Linked DNA regions of Homo sapiens: region 2 is linked to region 1. Evidence: chromatin loops called from intact Hi-C (ENCODE). Cell type or tissue: IMR-90. All regions are shown on one strand. Each heading gives the region's core, and the rest is flanking DNA. Links, peaks and the distances in the headings are about the cores only. Region 1 has its middle 22 kb from the start of BCAT2. Region 2 overlaps LOC107985340 (a long non-coding RNA gene).

Evidence for each region. Peaks named below come from ENCODE experiments on the same cell type or tissue, not always from the same donor. Only the 100,000 strongest peaks of a DNase experiment are listed, where the experiment ranks them.
Region 2: a loop joins it to region 1, with 7 times the contacts of the local background. A loop is called at or near these places in 4 of 110 quality-filtered maps.

The regions. Positions count from the first base shown.
Region 1 is chr19:48,784,614-48,793,790 of GRCh38, forward strand. It overlaps the pseudogene RNU6-317P. Among named protein-coding and RNA genes, the nearest start is that of BCAT2, 22 kb to the right of the region's middle. RefSeq lists an enhancer at 8,887-9,177. In IMR-90, for the core only: a CTCF peak has its summit at 3,709 (motif pointing right); a DNase peak (open chromatin) is centred at 3,728; H3K27me3 peaks cover 167 bases.
Region 2 is chr19:49,222,350-49,231,526 of GRCh38, forward strand. The region is part of intron 1 of LOC107985340 (a long non-coding RNA gene); the gene reads left to right. Among named protein-coding and RNA genes, the nearest start is that of TRPM4, 69 kb to the left of the region's middle. RefSeq lists an enhancer at 3,730-3,779. In IMR-90, for the core only: CTCF peaks have their summits at 2,697 and 3,885 (motif pointing right); a DNase peak (open chromatin) is centred at 3,862.

The sequences.
Region 1 (9,177 bases), core at 426-8,425:
AATTTACATGCAAAATATGGGCATATAACATGAGCAGTGGTTCAGGATGTGGGCAATGAAGAGAGAGAGCCTGAGTTCCCCCACCTCTTACTACTGGAGTAACCAGGGGCAGGAGACTTCTGAATTTCAGTATTCTTATCTGCACAAGTGGAAACGAGAGAAATACTGTAGGGCAGTGCCTTCTAGCGGGCTTAGAGGAAGCCTCTGGACATGGTAGCTATTACTTATTTGCTTAGTCTTTAGCATTCTGCACGTTTTGTTTGTTTGTTTGAGATGGAGTCTCTCTCTGTCACCCAGGCTAGAGTGCAGTGGTGCGATCTCAGCTCACTGCTACGTCCACCTCCCGGGTTCAAGTGATTCTCATGCCTCAGCCTCCCAAGTAGCTGGAATTACAGGCATCATCATGCCTGGCTAATTTTTGTATTTTTAGTAGAGACGGGGTTTCATCATGTCGGCCAGGCTGGTCTTGAACTCCTGACCTCAGGTGATCCGCCCACCTCAGCCTCCCAAAGTGCTGGGATTTACAGTTGTGAGCCACCCCGCCCAGCCAGATGTTCAAATTTTGATATGGATTAAATTCAGTTACTAGATCACTTTTTTTTTTTTTTTTTGAGACAGGCCCTTACTGTGTTGCCCAGGCTGGAGTGTGGTGGCACGACCCCATGGCTCACTGCAACCTCGACCTCGTGCTCAAGCAATCCTCCCACCTCAGCCTTCTCAGTAGTTGGGACTGCAGGCAGGTGCCACCATACCCAGCTAAGTTTTTGTTGTTGTTGTTGTAGAGACCAGGTGCATGCTGTTAAAACTAACTACCCGAGACTGGGTAATTTATAAAGAAAAGAGGTTTAATTGACTCACAGTTCCACAGGGCTGGGGAGTCCTCAGGAGACTTACAATCATAGCAAAAGGGGAAGGGGAAGCAAGGCACGTCTTATATAGTGGCAGGAGGGAGAAAGAGCTAGAGGAGGGAACCACCACAGTTTCAAACCATCAGATCTTGTGCGAACTCACTCATGACTACGAGAACAGCATGGGGGAAACTGCCCCCACGATCCAGTTACCTCCCACCATGTCCCTCCCTGGACCCGCTGAGATTATAATTCATAATGAGATTTCAGTGGGGACACAGAGCCAAACCATATCAGTTGCCAAGGCTGATCTTAAACTCCTGGGCTCCAGCAATCCTCCTGCCTCAGCCTCCCAAAATGCTGGGATTATAGGCATGAGCTACCGTGCCCAGCTGCATCGTCATCTTAATACTATTGTCTTCCAGTCTATAAACTTGGGATGTCTTTCCATTTATGTCTGTTACGAATTTCTTTCTTTCTTTTGTGTATTGTCAGTCTTTCACCATTGAGTAGGATGTTTGCTGTGGGTTTTTCATAAATGCCTAAGCCAGTGTTTCTGTTTTGTTTTGTTTTCTTCTTTTTTGAGATGGAGTCTAACTCAGGCTGGAGTGCAGTGGTGTCATCTTGGCTCACTGCAAACTCTGCCTCCTGGGATCAAGCGAATCTCTCGCCTCAGCCTCTCAAATAGCTGGGATTACAGACACCTGCCACCAAGCCTGGCTAATTTTTGTGTTTTTAGTGGAGGCAGGGTTTCCCCATGTTGGCCAGGCCGGACTCGAACCCCTGACCTCAAGTGATCTGTCTGCCTCGGTCTCCCAAAAAGCTGGGAATACACATGTGAGCCACCGCGCCCTGCCTAAGCCAGTGTTTCTATTTTTTTTTTTTTTTTTTTTTTTGAGATGGAGTCTCACTCTGTCGCCCAGGCTGGAGTGCAATGGCACAATCTCGGCTCACTGCAACCTGTGCCTCCGGGGTTCAAGTGATTCTCCTGCCTCAGCCTCCTGAGTACCTGGGATTACTGCCCACCACCACACTGGGCCAATTTTTGTATTTTTAGTAGAGACAGGGTTTCACCATGTTGGCCAGGCTGGTCTCCAACTCCTGACCTCAGGTGATCCACCCGCCTCGGCCTCCCAAAGTGCTAGGATTACAAACTTGAGCCACTATGATCAGCCAGCCAGTGTTACATCACCTCAGGGGAGTCTTTCCAAACACTCATCCCTTGAGATGTTTGTAAACTTGTATAATGCCCTAAAAATGGTTTTAACCACTCACACATTTGTTAGAAATGCTTATTCCTTGGTGCCATAAAGAAATAGCACTTGAGGCCGGGCGCGGTGGCTCACGCCTGTAATCCCAGCACTTTGGGAGGCCGAGGCGGGTGGATCACAAGGTCAGGAGATAGAGACCATCCTGGCTAACACGTTGAAACCCCGTCTCTAATAAAAATACAAAAAAAAATTAGCCAGGCGTGGTGGCAGGTGCCTGTAGTCCCAGCTACTTGGGAGGCTAAGGCAGGAGAATGGCGTGAACCTGGGAGGCGGAGCTTGCAGTGAGCCGAGATCGTGCCACTGCACTCCAGCCTGGGCAACGGAGTGAGACTCCGCCTCAAAAAAAAAAAAAAAAGACATAGCACTTGAACATTAATTTCCTCAGCAAGGCCATTTTTATTTTTATTTTTATTTTTTGAGATGGAGTTTCGATCTTGTTGCCCAGGCTGGAGTGCAATGGCACAATCTCAGCTCACTGCACCCTCGGCTTCCGAGGTTCAAGCAATTCTCCTGTCTCAGCCTCCCGAGTAGCTGGGATTACAGGCATGCACCACCACGCCCGGCTAATATTGTATTTTTAGTAGAGACGGGGTTTCTCCATGTTGGTCAGGCTGGTCTCAAACTCCTGACCTCAGGTGATCCGCCCGCCTTGACCTCCCAAAGTGCTGGGATTACAGGCATGAGCCACTGAGCCCGGCCAGCAAGGCCATTTTTACTTTCTGCAGAAAAGGTACACTCGCCAGCAGTTTTGCCACAAGAGTACAACGAACAAAGGAGACAGGGTCATTTATAACCTGACGCATCCACTCTACTGCCGTGTCGGGTTTCCATTGGCTGGAACGGGACCTCACATTCTGTATTTGTCCCAACTGGCTAGCAACTTGGAACTTTTTAAAAGAGGCAAAGGCAGAGGAGAACAAAGGAAGGGGGAAGTGACTTGTGGAATGCTGAGAAAGGTAAAAACACCTTCAAATAAGGAAGAGGAACAGGCTGTGACCTAATGCTTGCTTGGACCAGTATAAGCATGCCAGGGCAAATATTTAGGGTAAATTGTGGGAGCTAAAAACATAAAGTACACTGATTTCTTTATTACGGCTAGCAGATATTTAAGAATGTTAGCACAGGTCTTTGAATACATTTTGCGTCTAAGAGAAGTTACTATTTATTCCTAAGTAGACGAGGAGGAAAGTCTCTTTGAAGAGGAAGCTCTACTTTAATTTTTACACATTGCTAACTGATGAAATTGTATTTGGAGACTCACTCTGTAAATTGCCTCTTTCCTTAGTTTTCCATTTTTTATTTTTAGTTTACTTATTTATTTATTTTGAGACACAGTGTCACTCTGTCACCCAGGCTGGAGTGCAGTGGCTCAATCTTAGCTCATTGCAAACTCTGCCTCCCGGGTTCAAGGGATTCTCCTGCCAGGCTGGCTTCACTATGTTGGCCAGGCTGGTCTCAAACTCCAGACCTCAAGTGATCTTCCCGCCTCGGCCTCGGAAAGTGCTGGGATCACAGGTGTGAGCCACTGCGCCCGGCCTTCTCCTCTTTTGGCCTTTGACTTTATACTCAACACTGACCACCAGATGGTGCTGCAGGCACACCACAGCGTGGCCTGACACACAGCACGCTGTGGCTGGGTTATTACAGCTGAGATGTATTTACCTGGATTTATTATTTTATTTATTTATTTATTTTTCAGTAGGAAAGGTAGGGCCCGCTATTTACCAGGTTTTTTTTTAAGTGACAGAGAAAGACTGTCTTAAGCACACACACACACACACACACACACACACACACACACACACACACAGAGCTTATAAAACAGTTTAACGGCCGGGCGCAGTGGCTCATGGCTTAATCCCAGCATTTTAGGAGGCTGAGGCAGGAGGATGACCTGAGATCAGGACTTCAAGATCAGCCTGGCCAACATGGTGAAACCCCGTCTCTACTAAAAATACAAAAATTAGCCCGGTGTGGTGGCTCACACCTGTAGTCCCAGCTACTCGGGAGTCTGAAGCAGGAGAATTGCTTGAACCTGGGAGGCGGAGGTTGCAGTGAGCCGAGATCACGCCATTGCACTCTAGCCTGGGCGGCAGAGCGAGACTCCATCTCAAAAAAAAAAAAAAAAAAAAACAGTTAAAAAAAAAAAACAGTTTTTAGGCCCCATTATGCCTGTGTGATTCTTTGTGTCCTAATCTTGGGCGCACACACACACACACACACACACTTATTTATTTTTCTTGAGACAGAGTATTGTTCTGTTGCCTAGGCTGGAGTGCAGCGTTGTGATCTCAGCTCACTGCAGCCTCCACCTCCCAGGTTCAAGTGATTCTCCTGCCTCAGCCTCCAGAGTAGCTGAGATTACAGGTGCCCGCCACCACACCCGGCTAATTTTTCTATTTTTAGTAGAGACAGGGGTCTCGCCATGTTCACCAGGCTGGTCTCAAACTCCTGGCCTCAGGTGATCCACCCACCTCGGCCTCCCAAAATGCTGGGATTACTGGCGTGAGCCACGGCGCCTAGTCCTGTTTGTTATTTTAAAATGAAGACATCCTTAAGCATGAAAATGTCTTTAAATATTTTGAAAAATGTTTTCTAAAGCCATGAAGGCCTATAGTACCCTAAGTCTTATATAATTAAATTATAATTAAAGATTTAATCTGGCTGGGCCTGGTGGCTCACACCTGTAATCCCAGCACTTTAAGAGGCCGAGGCTGGAGGATCACAAGGTCAGGAGATCGAGACCATCCTGGCTAACATGGTGAAACCCCGTCTCTACTAAAAATACAAAAAATTAGGCAGGCGTCGTGGCGGGCGCCTATAGTCCCAGCTACTGGGGAGGCTGAGGCAGGAGAACGGCGTGAACCCGGGAGGCGGAGCTTGCAGTGAACCGAGATGGCGCCACTGCACTGCAGCCTGGGTGACAGAGCGAGACTCCATCTCAAAAAAAAAAAAAAAATTATTCTTTGCAGATATTCATTTTCTCACAGAATTGGACTCTTTTTTTTCTTTTTCTTTCTTTCTTTCTTTCTTTTTTTTTTTTTTTTTTGAGACAGGGTCTTGCTCTGTTACCCAGGCTGGAGTGCAGCGGCATGAACACAGCTCACTGCAACCTGGAATTCTTGGCCTAAACCCATCCTCCTATCTCAGCCTACCGAATAGCTGGGACCATAGGCACACGCCACCACATGCAGCTAATTTTTTTATTTTTTGTAGAGGAGGGGGGGTCTCACTATGTTGCCCAGGGTGGTCTCGAACTCCTGGGCTCAAGTAATCCTCCTGCCTTGGCCTCCCAGAATGCTGGGATTACAGGCATGAGGCACCAACACAAAGTTATTTTCCAAAGTGAGCTGCAGCGCCAACACTCACACCTACTCACTGTGTGCCCAGCACTGCTCATGGATAGCAGTTCTTGAACCCTTTGGTCCCAAGACCCCTTCACATTCTCAAAAATCACTGAGGCTGAGCACGGTGGCTCACGCCTGTAATCCCAGCACGTTGGGAGGCTGAGGCGGGCGGATCACCTGAGGTCAGGAGTTCCAGACCAGCCTGGCCAACATGGTGAAACCCCATCTCTACTAAAAATACCAAAAAAAAGGCCGGGCGCGGTGACTCACGCCTGTAATCCCAGCACGTCGGGAGGCCGAGGCGGGTGGATCACAAGGTCAGGAGATCGAGACCATCCTGGCTAACACGGTGAAACCCCGTCTCTACTAAGAATACAAAAAATTTAGCTGGGCGTGGTGGCGGGCGCCTGTAGTCCCAGGTACTCGGGAGGCTGAGGCAGGAAGAATGGCGTGAACCCTGGAGGCGGAGCTTGCAGTGAGCCGAGATGGCGCCACTGCACTGCAGCCTGGGTGACAGAGTGAGACTGCATCTCAAAAAAAAAAAAAAAAAGAAATTAGCCGGGCTTGGTGGCGGGCACCTGTAATCCCAGCTACTCGAGAGGCTGAGGCAAAAGAATCGCTTGAACCCAGGAGGCAGAGATTGCAGTGAGCTAAGATTGCGCCACTGCACTCTGGCCTGGGTGACAGACTGAGACTCCATCTCAAAAATCATCATCATCATCATAATAAATTGATGGCCAGGCACGGTGGCTCACGCCTATAATCCCAGCACTTTGGGAGGCCGAGGCAGGTGGATCGTGAGGTCAAGCGATAGAGACCATCCTGGCCAACATGGTAAAACCCCTTCTCTACTAAAATAACAAAAAAAAAAAAATTAGCTGAGTGTGATGACACACAACTGTAGTCCTAGCTACTCGGGAGGCTGAGACAGGACAATTGCTTGAACCCAGGAGGCAGAGGTTGCAGTGAGCCAAGATCATGCCTCTGCACTCCAGCTTGGTGACAGAGCAAGACTCGGTCTTAATAATAATAATAATAATTGATTACATTGTACCTGCTCTAGAAAAGAAAAAAGAAAAAAAAATCATTGATGATAGTCTCTTAGGCTGGGGGTGGTGGCTCGTGCCTGTAACCTCAACACTGGGAGACCAAGGTGGAAGGATCGTTTGAGATCAGCCTAGTGGGACCTTGTCTCTACAAAAAATAAAAAATAATAAAATTAGGCTCAGTGCAGTGGCTCATGACTGTAATCCCAGCACTTTGGGAGGATAAGATGGGCGGATCACTTGAGCGTAGGAGTTTGAGACCAGCCTGGGCATTATATTGAGACCTTGTCTCTACAAAAATAAAAATAAAAAATTAGGCAGGCATAGTGGCACATGCCTGTGATTCCAGCTGCTTGGGAGGCTGAGGTGAGAGAATTGTTTGAGTCTGGGAGGTCGAGGCTGCAGTGATTACTGCAGTACACTGAATGCGTCACTGTACTCCAGCCTATAGATATACATGTGTGTATATATATATGTAGGGGTGACGCTTGTGAATTCTTTTTTAATTTTATTATTTTTATTTTCTTTTTGAGATAGAGTCTTGCTCTGTCACACTGGCTGGAGTGCAGTGGCACGATCTCATCTCATTACAACCTCTGCCTCCTGGGTTCAAGTGGTTCTCCTGCCTCAGCCTTCCAAGTAGCTGGGATTACAGGCATGCGCCATGATGCCTGGCGATTTTCTGTATTTTTATTTCATTTATGTATTTATTTAGAGATGGAGTTTTGCTCTTGTTGCCCAGGCTGGAGTGCAATGGCGTGATCTCGGCTCACTGCAACCTCTGCCTCCCGGATTCAAACAATTCTCCTGTCTTAGACTCCCGAGTAGCTGGGATTACAGGCATGCGCCACCACGCCCGGATAATTTTTGTATTTTTAGTAGAGATGGGGTTTCACCACGTTGGCTAGGCTGGTCTCGATCTCCTGATCTCGGCTTCCCAAAGTGCTGGGATTACAGGCGTGAGCCACCTCACCCAGTCTATTTTTTGTATTTTTAGTAGAGACAGTGTTTCCACATGTTGGCCAAGCTGGTCTGGAACCCCTGACCTCAGGTGACGAGCCTGCCTTGGCCTCCCAAAGTGCTAGGATTACAGGCATGAGCCACCAAGCCCAGCCTTAATTTTATTTTAAGTTCTGGGGTACATGTGCAGGACATGCAGGTTTGTTACATGGGTAAACGTGTGCCATGGTGGTTTGCTGCACCTGTTAACCCATCACCTGGTATTAAGCCCCGCATCCATTAGCTATTTATCCTGATGCTTTCCCTCCCCACCACCCTGCAACAGGCCCCAGTGTATGTTGTTCCCCTCCCCGTGTCCTTGTGTTCTCATTGTTCAGCTCCCACTTATAAATGAGAACATGCGGTGTTTGGTTGGTTTTCTTTTTTTCTTTTTTTTTTTTTTTAGATGGAGTCTCGCTCTGTCACCCAGGCTGGAGTGCAGTGGCACGATCTCGGCTCACTGCAAGCTCCACCTCTCAGGTTCACACCATTCTCCTGCCTCAGCCTCCCGAGTAGCTGGGACTACAGGCGCCCACCACCATGCCCGGTTAATTTTTTTTTTTGTATTTTTAGTAGAGACAGGGTTTCACCATGGTAGCCAGGATGGTCTTGATCTCCTGACCTCGTGATCCACCTGCCTCAGCCTCCCAAAGTGCTGGGAGTACAGGTGTGAGCCACCGCGCCCGGCTTCTTTATTTTTTTGAGAGAGGGTCTCACTCTGTCACCCAGGCTGGAGTGTAGTGGTGTGATCTTGGCTCACTGCAACCTCCATTTCCCAGATTCAAGCAATTCTTGTGCCTCAGCCTCCCGAGTAACTGAGAGTACAGGTGTGTGCCACCATGCCTGGCTCATTTTCATATTTTTAGTAGAAATGGGGTTTCACCATGTTGGCCAGGCTGGTCTCGAACTCCAGACCTCAAGTGATCTGCCCACCTCGGCCTCCGAAAGTGCTGGGATTATAGGCGTGAGCCACTGTGCTCAGACCGGTGTTTGGTTTTCTGTTCCTGTGTTAGTTTGCTGAGGACAAAAAAATATGGAATGCTTTGCGAATTTGTGTGTCATCCTCGCACAGGGGCCATCCTAGTCTTCTCTGTATCATTCCAATTTTAGTATATGTGCTGCCGAAGTGAGCACATGGATTGTTTTATCAAGGGAAGAAAGCTTCCCAGAGGCCTCCAGGCAAGTTTCCCTTAGGATCCCCTTGGCCTCTAACCTTTCCTTGAGGGATCATTGACAATGGGAAATGAGAGGATGTGGTAATGGGTCTGCTGACGCCGTAAAAAACTGGACTTTCAGTGTCAACGCCGATGGCTGCTGGATAGGCCACAGATCATGTTTGCCAGAATAGTCCCACAGGGTGTCCCTCCAGCAAATTGGATCAAGGAGATTAAGCACCACACCTGAGGTCACACAGCCAGCCGATAACCAAGGCAGTCTGTGAATTCGAATCTGCAAGAGGATGTGCCTCGTCCATCCGAATGCCTGGCTTTCTCTACACCTCCACATAACAATTATAATATGAAAAGGTATATGTGGGCCAGGTTGGGTAGCTCATGCCTATCATCCCAGCATGTTGAGAGGCCGAGGCAGGTGGATCACCTGAGGTCAGCAGTTTGAGACCAGCCTGGCCAACATGGCAAAACTCCCATCTTTACTAAAAATACAA
Region 2 (9,177 bases), core at 385-8,384, 440 kb after region 1:
TTTTATTTTTTATTTTATTGATTGATTCATTGAATTAGGGACAGGGTCTCACTCTGTCACCCAGGCTGGAGTGCAATGGTGCACTCCAACCTGGGCTCAAGTGATCCTCCCACCTCAGCCTCCCGAGTAGCTGGGACTACAGGTGCATGCCACTATGCCCAACTAATTTTTTACATTTTGTAGAGACGGTCTGGCTACATTGCCCAGAGTGGTCTCGATCTCCTGGGCTCAAGGGATCCTCCTGCTTCAGCCTCCCAAGGTGCTGGGATTACAGGCATGAGCCACTGCACCCAGCCCAGGCTGGCTTGTAAGTAGGACAAAATGAAAGTCCGGACCTGGTAGTGTGGAAAAGGATGGGATGTTGACAGAGGCGTGGCTTTCTGGAATTGGAAGGACAGGGCCTCCATGGGCCTGGTTCAAAAATATGAGAAGAATCCCTGGGATCCAGTAGGGAATTCTCTCATCCAAGTAGAGGAGGATGGCCAGGAATAGAGGTCTTCACTGTCCTACTTGTATTTTTTTTTTTTTTTTTTTTAGATGGAGTTTCACTGTTGTTGCCCAGGCTGGAGTGCAGTGGTGCAACCTCGGCTCACTGCAACCTCCGCCTCCTGGGTTCAAGCAATTCTCCTGCCTCAGCCTCCCGAGTAGCTGGGATTACAGGCAGGCACCGCCACGCCCGGCTAATTTTGTATTTTTAGTAGAGACGGGGTTTCTCCATGTTGGTCAGGCTGGTCTCGAACTCCCGACCTCAGGTGATCCACCTGCTTCGGCCTCCCAAAGTGCTGGGATTGCAAGCATGAGCCACCGCACCCAGCCTGTCCTACTTGTTAATGAGGCTCAGTGGCTACAGATAGGATCAAAATCAGTGGGCAAAACAGTGGGCAAATGGTGCCTGGCTGCACCTGGGTTCTTACCCTTCTCCAGGCAGGTGGAGGAAGAAATGGGATCATGAAAATGAGACAACAAGCCCCAGGGACCCAACCAAGAGGCAGCATGGCTGTGGCCGCTGGGTCAAAGGGTCTCTGAAACCGAAGTGGTATCAGCAACAAGGACCTTGTTATTTGTTTCTTTGTTTTGAGACAGGGTCTTGCTCTGTCACCCAGGCTGAAGTACAGTGGCGCAAACATGGCTCACTGTAGCCTCAAACTCCCAGGGCCAAGGGGTCCTCCCCACTCAGCCTCCCGAGTAGCTGGGACCACACGTATGCACCACTACACCCAGCTAATTTAAAATTTTTTTGTAGAGATGAGGTCTCGCTATGTTTCCCAGGCTGGTCGTGAGCTCCTGAGCACAAGTGATGCAATCACCTCGGCCTCCGAAAGCCCTGAGATTACAGGCATGAGCCGCTATGCCCTGCCTTGCTATTTGATATTGAGCCTTCAGTGGGCTGAAAACATTAGTGAAGATCCCACCCTGCGAGTGTTTCTGGCCCCACCACGGTCCAATTTGGATCCAGTCCACAGCTGGGTGCAGGGCTGGTCAAAGATGCTGAGGACTGGGAGGGCTGAGCCTGGCCATCTGTGGAAGAGCAGAAAGAGAGGGGCCTCTGTGCCTAAGAACTTGCTGGGTCCTGGGAGGTACCTGGGTTGCAGCTCTGGCACTGATCCTGGAGGGAGGAGCCAAGTGAGCCGATAGAGAGGTCAATAATGAAGTTTTTTTGTTGTTTGTTTTTTGAGATGGAGTCTTGCTCTGTCGCCCAAGCTGGAGTGCAGTGGCATGATCTTGGCTCACGGCAAGCTCTGCTTCCTGGGTTCATGCCATTCTCCTGCCTCAGCCTCCCCAGTAACTGGGACTACAGGTGCCCGCCACCATGCCTGGCTAATTTTTTGTATTTTTTATAGAGACGAGGTTTCACCGTGTTAGCCAGGATGGTCTCGATCTCCTGATCTCATGATCCACCCGCCTCTGCCTCCCAAAGTGCTGGGATTACAAGTGTGAGCCACCATGCCCGGCCCTTTTTTTTTTTTTTTTTTTTTTTTTGAGATGGAGTTTCACTCTTGTTGCCCAGACTGGAGTGCAATGACGCGATCTCTGCTCACTGCAAGCTCCGCCTCCCAGGTTCAAGCAATTCTCCTGCCTCAGCCTCCTGAGTAGCTGGGACTACAGGTGTGCACCACCACACCTGGCTAATTTTGTATTTTTGGTAGAGACGGAGTTTCTCCATGTTGGTCAGTCAGGTCTTGAACTCCTGACCTCAAGTGATCCGCCCGCCTCGGCCTCCCAAAGTGCTGGAACTACAGGTGTGAGCCACCGCGCCCGACCAACAATGAGTTTTTTTCCCCTGCCTTTGCTGTCCCCCTGGGATGCCCCCCAGCCCCAAGTTGCTCCAGGGCTGAGGCTGTAGTCCCTGACCCACAGACTTCTTGGTCCAAGTACCTGAATTCAACCAGTCAGGCTCCCAGTGGGAAGGGAAGCTGAAGAGATCTCGTTGGGTGTGGCACCTAGAGCCAATTCAATGTCCCGCTGTGTGGTTTCCACGACTGAGCGGGTGTAATTGGTACTGATGCTTTACATGCTCGAAAAAACTACACATGCCTTGTTATCAGAGGATTCTACCAGTCGGAGGCTGTGGCATATGCCGCCCTCTTCACCTCTACCAGAAACAATGTGGGATCCCAGTAGAAAAGGAAACACAACTGTAATGACTAAATGGCTGCTGGAGTGCTCCGGGAAGCCGTTTCCCAGTGCCACAGTGCCACCTGCCTGACACGGCCACCAAGTACACTCCTTTTAAAAAGAAAGGGCAGCTGGGCTGGGTGCGGTGGCTCACACCAAGAGGTGGGTGGATTGCTTGAGTCCAGGAGTTCAAGACCAGCCTGGGCGACATAGTGAAAACCCATCTCTGTTTTTTTTAAATTAAAATTTTATTTATTTATTTTGAGACAGAGTCTTGCTCTGTGACCAGGCTGGAGTGCAGTGGTACGATCTCGGTTCACTGCAACCTCCACCTCTGGGGTTCAAGCGATTCTCCTGCCTCAGCCTCCCCAGTAGCTGGGATTACAGGCACCTGCCACCATGCCCAGATAACTTTTGTATTGTTAGTAGAGACTGGGTTTCACCATGTTGGTCAGGATGGTCTTGATCTCTTGACCTTGGGATCTACCCACCTCTGCCTCACAAAGTGCTGGGATTACAGGCGTGAGCCACCGTGCCCGGCCCTGTCTCTCTTCTAATAAATAATAAAAAAAGAAAAGAAGGCCGCTATGAATCACTATTAAGCTCTCCTTGAAAGCAAACGCCTGGCTTGTGGTGGCCTTTGACTCCCCAGCCTCACACCCTTGTTCTCGGGTAGGTTAACTGCAGCTTCACTAGCAATACCGGAAATGGCCAAAGGTAAAGGGTACGTCTAAGAGCACAGCTGGTCTGGTCCTCAGGTCTTCTGAGTTTTACATACAAAAGTCACAGCTACCCCTGTTTCTTCTGTTTTCTGTTTCGAGACGGTCTTGCTGTGTTGCCCAGGCTGGAGTGCAGTGGCATGATCGTGGCTCACTGCAGCCTGGAACTCCTGGGCTCAAGCGATCCTCCCACCTCAACCTCCTGAGTAGCTGGGACTATAGGCATGCGCCAGCATACCCGGTTAATTTTTTAATTTTTTTTTTTTCCAGAGACAGAGTCTCGCTGTGTTGCCCATGCTGGTCTTGAACTCCTGGGCTCAAGCAATCCTCCTGCCACGGCCTCCCAAAGTGCTGGAATTACAAGTGTGAGCCGCCGCACCCCGCAGCAGCTACCCCATTTGGAGAAAACTCTCCTCCACTCCCCTGCCTGAGGCAATTCCTCTGGCTCAATGGGGCCCTCAATTCAAACGGGTTCCCTTAAACGGCTGGGCGCATTCCACTATGTTAAACCTAAAGATGTCCACTAGGGGGCAGCAACCACCTAACCCCAACACCAACTCCGGAAGACATTGATTGCAGTTTGGTTGATATTTAAGGTATTCAATGGGACTTTGTAACTTCCTCACTATCTGCGGGTGTCTGGTATTATTGATTGTTGGATCATCTTCCTCAAGAATCAGCTCAAAAAGGTTTCTGGTTTCCCCTTCCTACCTCTTCCTGATCCACACACTTTATTTATTTATTTTTTGAGACAGATGCTCTGTTGCTCAGGCTGGAGTGCAGTGGTGCCATCTCGGCTCACTGTAACCTCTGCCTCCTGGGTTCAAGCGATTCTCCTGCCTCAGCCTCCCAAGTAGCTGGGATTATAGGCGTCACCATGCCTAGGTGATTTTTGTATTTTTAGTAGAGATAGGTTTCACCATGTTGGCCAGCTGGTCTCGAACCCCTGACCTCAAGTGATCCACCCGTCTTGGCCTCCCAAAGTGGGGGGATCACAGGCGTGAGCCACCACACCCGGCCGCACACACTTTACTCAGGCCGTTTGGTCACTGAATGTGGCAGTCCCAGAAGAGGCTTCATCTCTTCTTGGCTGCATCTTGGATAGTCCCTGAGACAGAAGTGTTGGAGGAGTTACAGAGACCCGAGGTCAGGAGATCGAGACCATCCTGGCTAACATGGTGAAACCCCGTCTCTACTAAAAATACAAAAAATTAGCCGGGCTTGGTGGCGGGCGCCTGTAGTCCCAGCTACTCAGGAGGCTGAGGCAGGAGAATGGCATGAACCCGGGAGGCGGAGCTTGCAGTGAGCCGAGATCACACCACTGCACTCCAGCCTGGGTGACAGAGCAAGACTCCGTCTCAAAAAAAAAGTACAATTTTGCCCGCTGACCATTGTTGGGAATGATGCATCTTTCTTTCCGCTGGACAGCCTGGTGGTCATGCCCTCCAGATGGCAGTTGAGTCCTGAGGGGGCCAAGTAGGGGATTCAAACTAATGCTGGTTTAGGCACCAGAATCCCCTTGTTGGACCGACATGGTGCTAGATCAGGAGTTGGCACACTATAGCCTGTGGGATACATCTGGCCTGTGACCTGTTTCTGTGTGGTCTATAAACTAACAAAGCTTTTCATATATTTTAAAGAATGTGTTGTTGTTGTTGTTGTTGTTGTTGTTTTTGAGATGGAATCTCGCTTTGTCGCCCAGGCTGGAGAGCAGTGGTATGATCTTGGCTCACTGCAAGCTCCGCCTCCTGGGTTCACGCCATTCTCCTGCCTCAGCTTCCCGAGTAGCTGGGATTAAAGGTGCCCGCCACCATGCCCGGCTAATTTTTGTATTTTTAGTAGAGACGGGGTTTCTCCATGTTGGCCGTCCTGGTCTTGAACTCCTGACCTCAAGTGATCCACCTGCTTCAGCCTCCCAAAGTGCTGGAATTACAGGCGTGAGCCACGGCTCAGCCAAGAATTGTTTAAAAAAAAAAAAAAAAAAAAAAAGCCAGGTGTGGTGGCTCACCTCTGTAATCCTAGCACTTGGGGAGGCTGAAGCAGAAGGATCACTTGAGCCCAGGAGATCAAGACTAGCCTGGGCTATGTGGTGAAAGCCTGTCTCTACAAAAAATTAAAAATTAGCTGGGTGTGCTGGTGCACGCCTGTAGTCCCAGCTACTCGGGAGGCTGAGGTGGGAGGATCGCTTGAGCCTGGGAGGTCGAAGCTGCAGTGAGATATTATTGTACCACAGCTCTCCAGCCTCAGTGACAGAGCAAGATCTTGTTTCAAAAAGAAAAAAGAAAAAGATGACTATGCCACAGAAAACAAATGCCCTACAAAACCCAAAATACTATTACCTGGTTCTTTCCAGAAAAAGTTGGCTCACTCCTGTGTTAGTTGAAACAACCTGCTGATATTACTTATGTGGCTTAACTGAGACAATGTAACGGTAATTCCAGCCAAGCTTAACAACAAAATCCAATGACTGTCTCTTCTCAGGTTGGGGAGGTAAGCTGTGGCATGCCCATTGTGGATGGGGGTTGCTTTTAGGCTCATCTGTTGTCACCCTGTAATTGTTTGTAAAGACATCAAAGATCAGATCAGTTTTTTTATTTTTAAATTTCTTTTTTTGGTATTTTAGCAGATCAGCCTAAAGTTCTCTGCTCTGCTTATAATGGACAATAGAGTCGCCTTAGACTATATCCTGGTTGTCCAAAATAAGATGTACTGGTCCTCTGGGACCAGTTTTTACTTTTTTTTTTTCTGAGATGGAGTTTCACTCTTGTTGCCCAGGCTGGAGTGTAATGGCATGATCTCAGCTCGTTGCAACCTCTGCCTCCCGGGTTCAAGCGATTCTTCTGCCTCAGCCTCCCAAGTAGCTGCGATTACAGGCATGTGGCACCATGCCCGGCTAATTTTGTATTTTTAGTAGAGACGTGGTTTCTCCATGTTGATCAGGCTGGTCTTGAACTCCTGACCTGAGGTGATTCCCCCTCCTCGGCCTCCCAAAGTACTGGGATTACAGACGTGAGCCACCACACCTGGACTTTTATTTTTTTTTTATTTTAATTTTATTGTATTAGAGACAGGGTCTTGCTCTGTCACCTAGGCTGGAGTACAGTGGCGTGATCTTGGCTCACTGCAACCTCAACCTTCTGGGTTCAGGGGATCCTCCCGCCTCAGCCTCCCAAGTAGCTAGGATTACAGGTGTGCCACCACTTCTGGCTAATATTGTTTTTGTATTTTTTGTAGAGATGGGCCTTCACTACGTTGCCCAGGCTGATCTTGAACTCCTAAGATTAAATGATCTGCCGGTCTCAGCCTCCCAAACTGCAGGGATTACAGGCATGAGCCACCTTGAGACTTATTCACAGTTGGCTGAGTCTAGGACCCTGGGGGACATAGTTGAGAGTTGAGGTCAATACTCAAGGTTGGCCTGATCTTGCTGTTGGGAGTCCCATCAAAAGTAGCCTTAATTAAAGGCCGAATGAGACAAATTGAAGTGATTTTTTTTTTTTTTTTTGAGATGGAGTCTCTGTGGCCCAGGCTGGAGTGCAATGGCACAATCTTGGCTCATTGCAACCTCTGCCTCCCAGGTTTAAGCGATTCTTCTGCCTCAGCCTCCCAAGTAGCTGGGATTACAGGCACCTACCACGACACCTGGCTGTTTTTTTGTATTTTTAGTAGAGAAAGAGTTGCCCCATGTTGGCCAGGCTAGTTTCAAACTCCTGACCTCAAGTGATTTCAGCCTCCCAAAGTGCTGGGATTACAGGTGTGAGCCACCATGCCTGGCCTGAAGTGATTTTATTCCAGCCTGTTAGTTAGATGAATCAGAGTGGCTGATGGGTGTCAGAGTCATTTGAAAACTTGCCAGAAGCTAAGATGATGCGGGTCTGGGGGTGGGTATTGCTGTGTTGGGAGACTGTCCTCCACAGTTGTCTTGTGTTTCCTGCATGTTGTGTGGGGTGTGCATGGCTGCAAGGCCCTGGTCACTGTTTCTTCAGGGTTGTTTACGCAGCTGGCAAACTTGAGCAATGAGGCAACCCCTCCCCTCTCACAAAGAGAGGCTTGCTTGTTGATTGCTATAAAGAAGAGGGGGTTCCCTAAGCTCAGTGCTCCTCTCCTGTAATACAACCCTCTGTACGTGCAGGCATCCACCTGGGCCCTGGCATTGCCCTTACAGAGTTTGGAGAGAAAGGAGAACCAATGAAAACATGCTGTGTTTATGCTGCTGGCTGTACTGGGAGGAATATGGTCCTTTGTCTCTGACCCAGGAGTTTCATGTCTTCTGCCAAGATACATTACATGGACAGATACATTAGGTAGATAGATACATTAGATATAGATAGATACATTAGATATAGATAGATACATTAGATATAGATACATTAGATATAGATGGATACACAGATAGATACACAGATAGATAGATAGATAGATAGATAGATAGATAGATAGATAGATAGATTCATTTATTTATTGAGACAGAGTCTTGCTCTGTCACCGAAGCTGGAGGGTAGTGGCTTGTTCTTGGCTCACTGCAACCTCCACCTCCTGGGTTCAGGTGATTCTCCTGCCTCAGCCTCCACAGCAGCTGGGATTACATGCCCACCTAATTTTTGTATTTTTAGTACAGACAGGGTTTCACCATATTGCCCAGGCTGGTCTCGAACTCCTGACCTCAGGTGATCTTCCCGCCTTGGCCTCTCAAAGTGCTGGGATTACAGGCATGCACTACCGCGCCCAGCCAGATGCCGCCATTAAGTGCTTTTTTGGGAAGAGGTTGCTCACACCTCCATTTGTACAAGGGATACTTGCATTCTATTAGATGGAAGCACAATGATGTTTTCTTGTTGTATAAAAGTTTAAATAAGGGTAGATTTGTGTGAACAGATACTGAGTAGCCAAAATGTTGGCCTGTGTTGGACACTGTTGCCTCTCAGTTCCATATTCTTCTTTCTTCTCTTTTCTATCGATGGCCAGGCTAGGAAGCCTACAAAACATATTCCCCAGGCCCCTGTGGTATTGTCAGTGAGGCATGTTGCTTTCTGCTGCTTTAAATGCTTTACTCACAGCCCTAACCTCTTTGCACTCAATTCCAGCACTTATGTCATCTCTGCGTCTACTGCTTGTCTTTTTCTCTTGGTGAGTTGCAATTTTGATTCTTTGTATGCTGAGCAATTTTGGGTTGTATTCTGGACATCTTAAATATTATGTGATAAGGTGCTGGGTCTTGTTTAAATTCTATGTAGATTGTGGATACGTTTTGTGCGGGGGGGTTGTTTTGTTTCGTTTTTGACACAAGGTCTCCCCCTGTCTCCCAGGCTGGAGTGCAGTGGCGTGATCTTGGCCCACTGCAACCTCCGTCTCCCAGGTTCAAGAGATTCTCCCACCTCAGCCTCTTGAGTAGCTGAGATTACAGGCATGTGCCACCACAGCCCGGCTAATTTTTGTATTTTTATTAGAGATGGGGTTTCATCATATTGCTCAAGCTGGTCTTGAACTTCTGACCTCAGGTGATCCACCCGCCTTGGCCTCCCAAAGTACTGGGATTACACGCATAAGCCACCACGCCCGGCCTGTTTTAGTTTTGTTGAGACAGTGTCTCGCTCTGTTGCTCAGGCTGGAGTGCAGTGGCATGACCTCGGCTCACTGCAGCCTCCACCTCCCAGGCTCAAGCGATCCTCTCACCTCAGCCTCCCAAGTATCTGGGATTACAGGCACGTGCCACCATGCCTGGCTAATTTTTGTATTTTTTGGTATAGATGGGGTTTCACCATATTGGCCAGGCTGGTCTTGAACGCCTGACTGCAAGTGGTCCTCCTGCCTCGGCCTCCCAAAGTGCTGTGATTACAGGCGT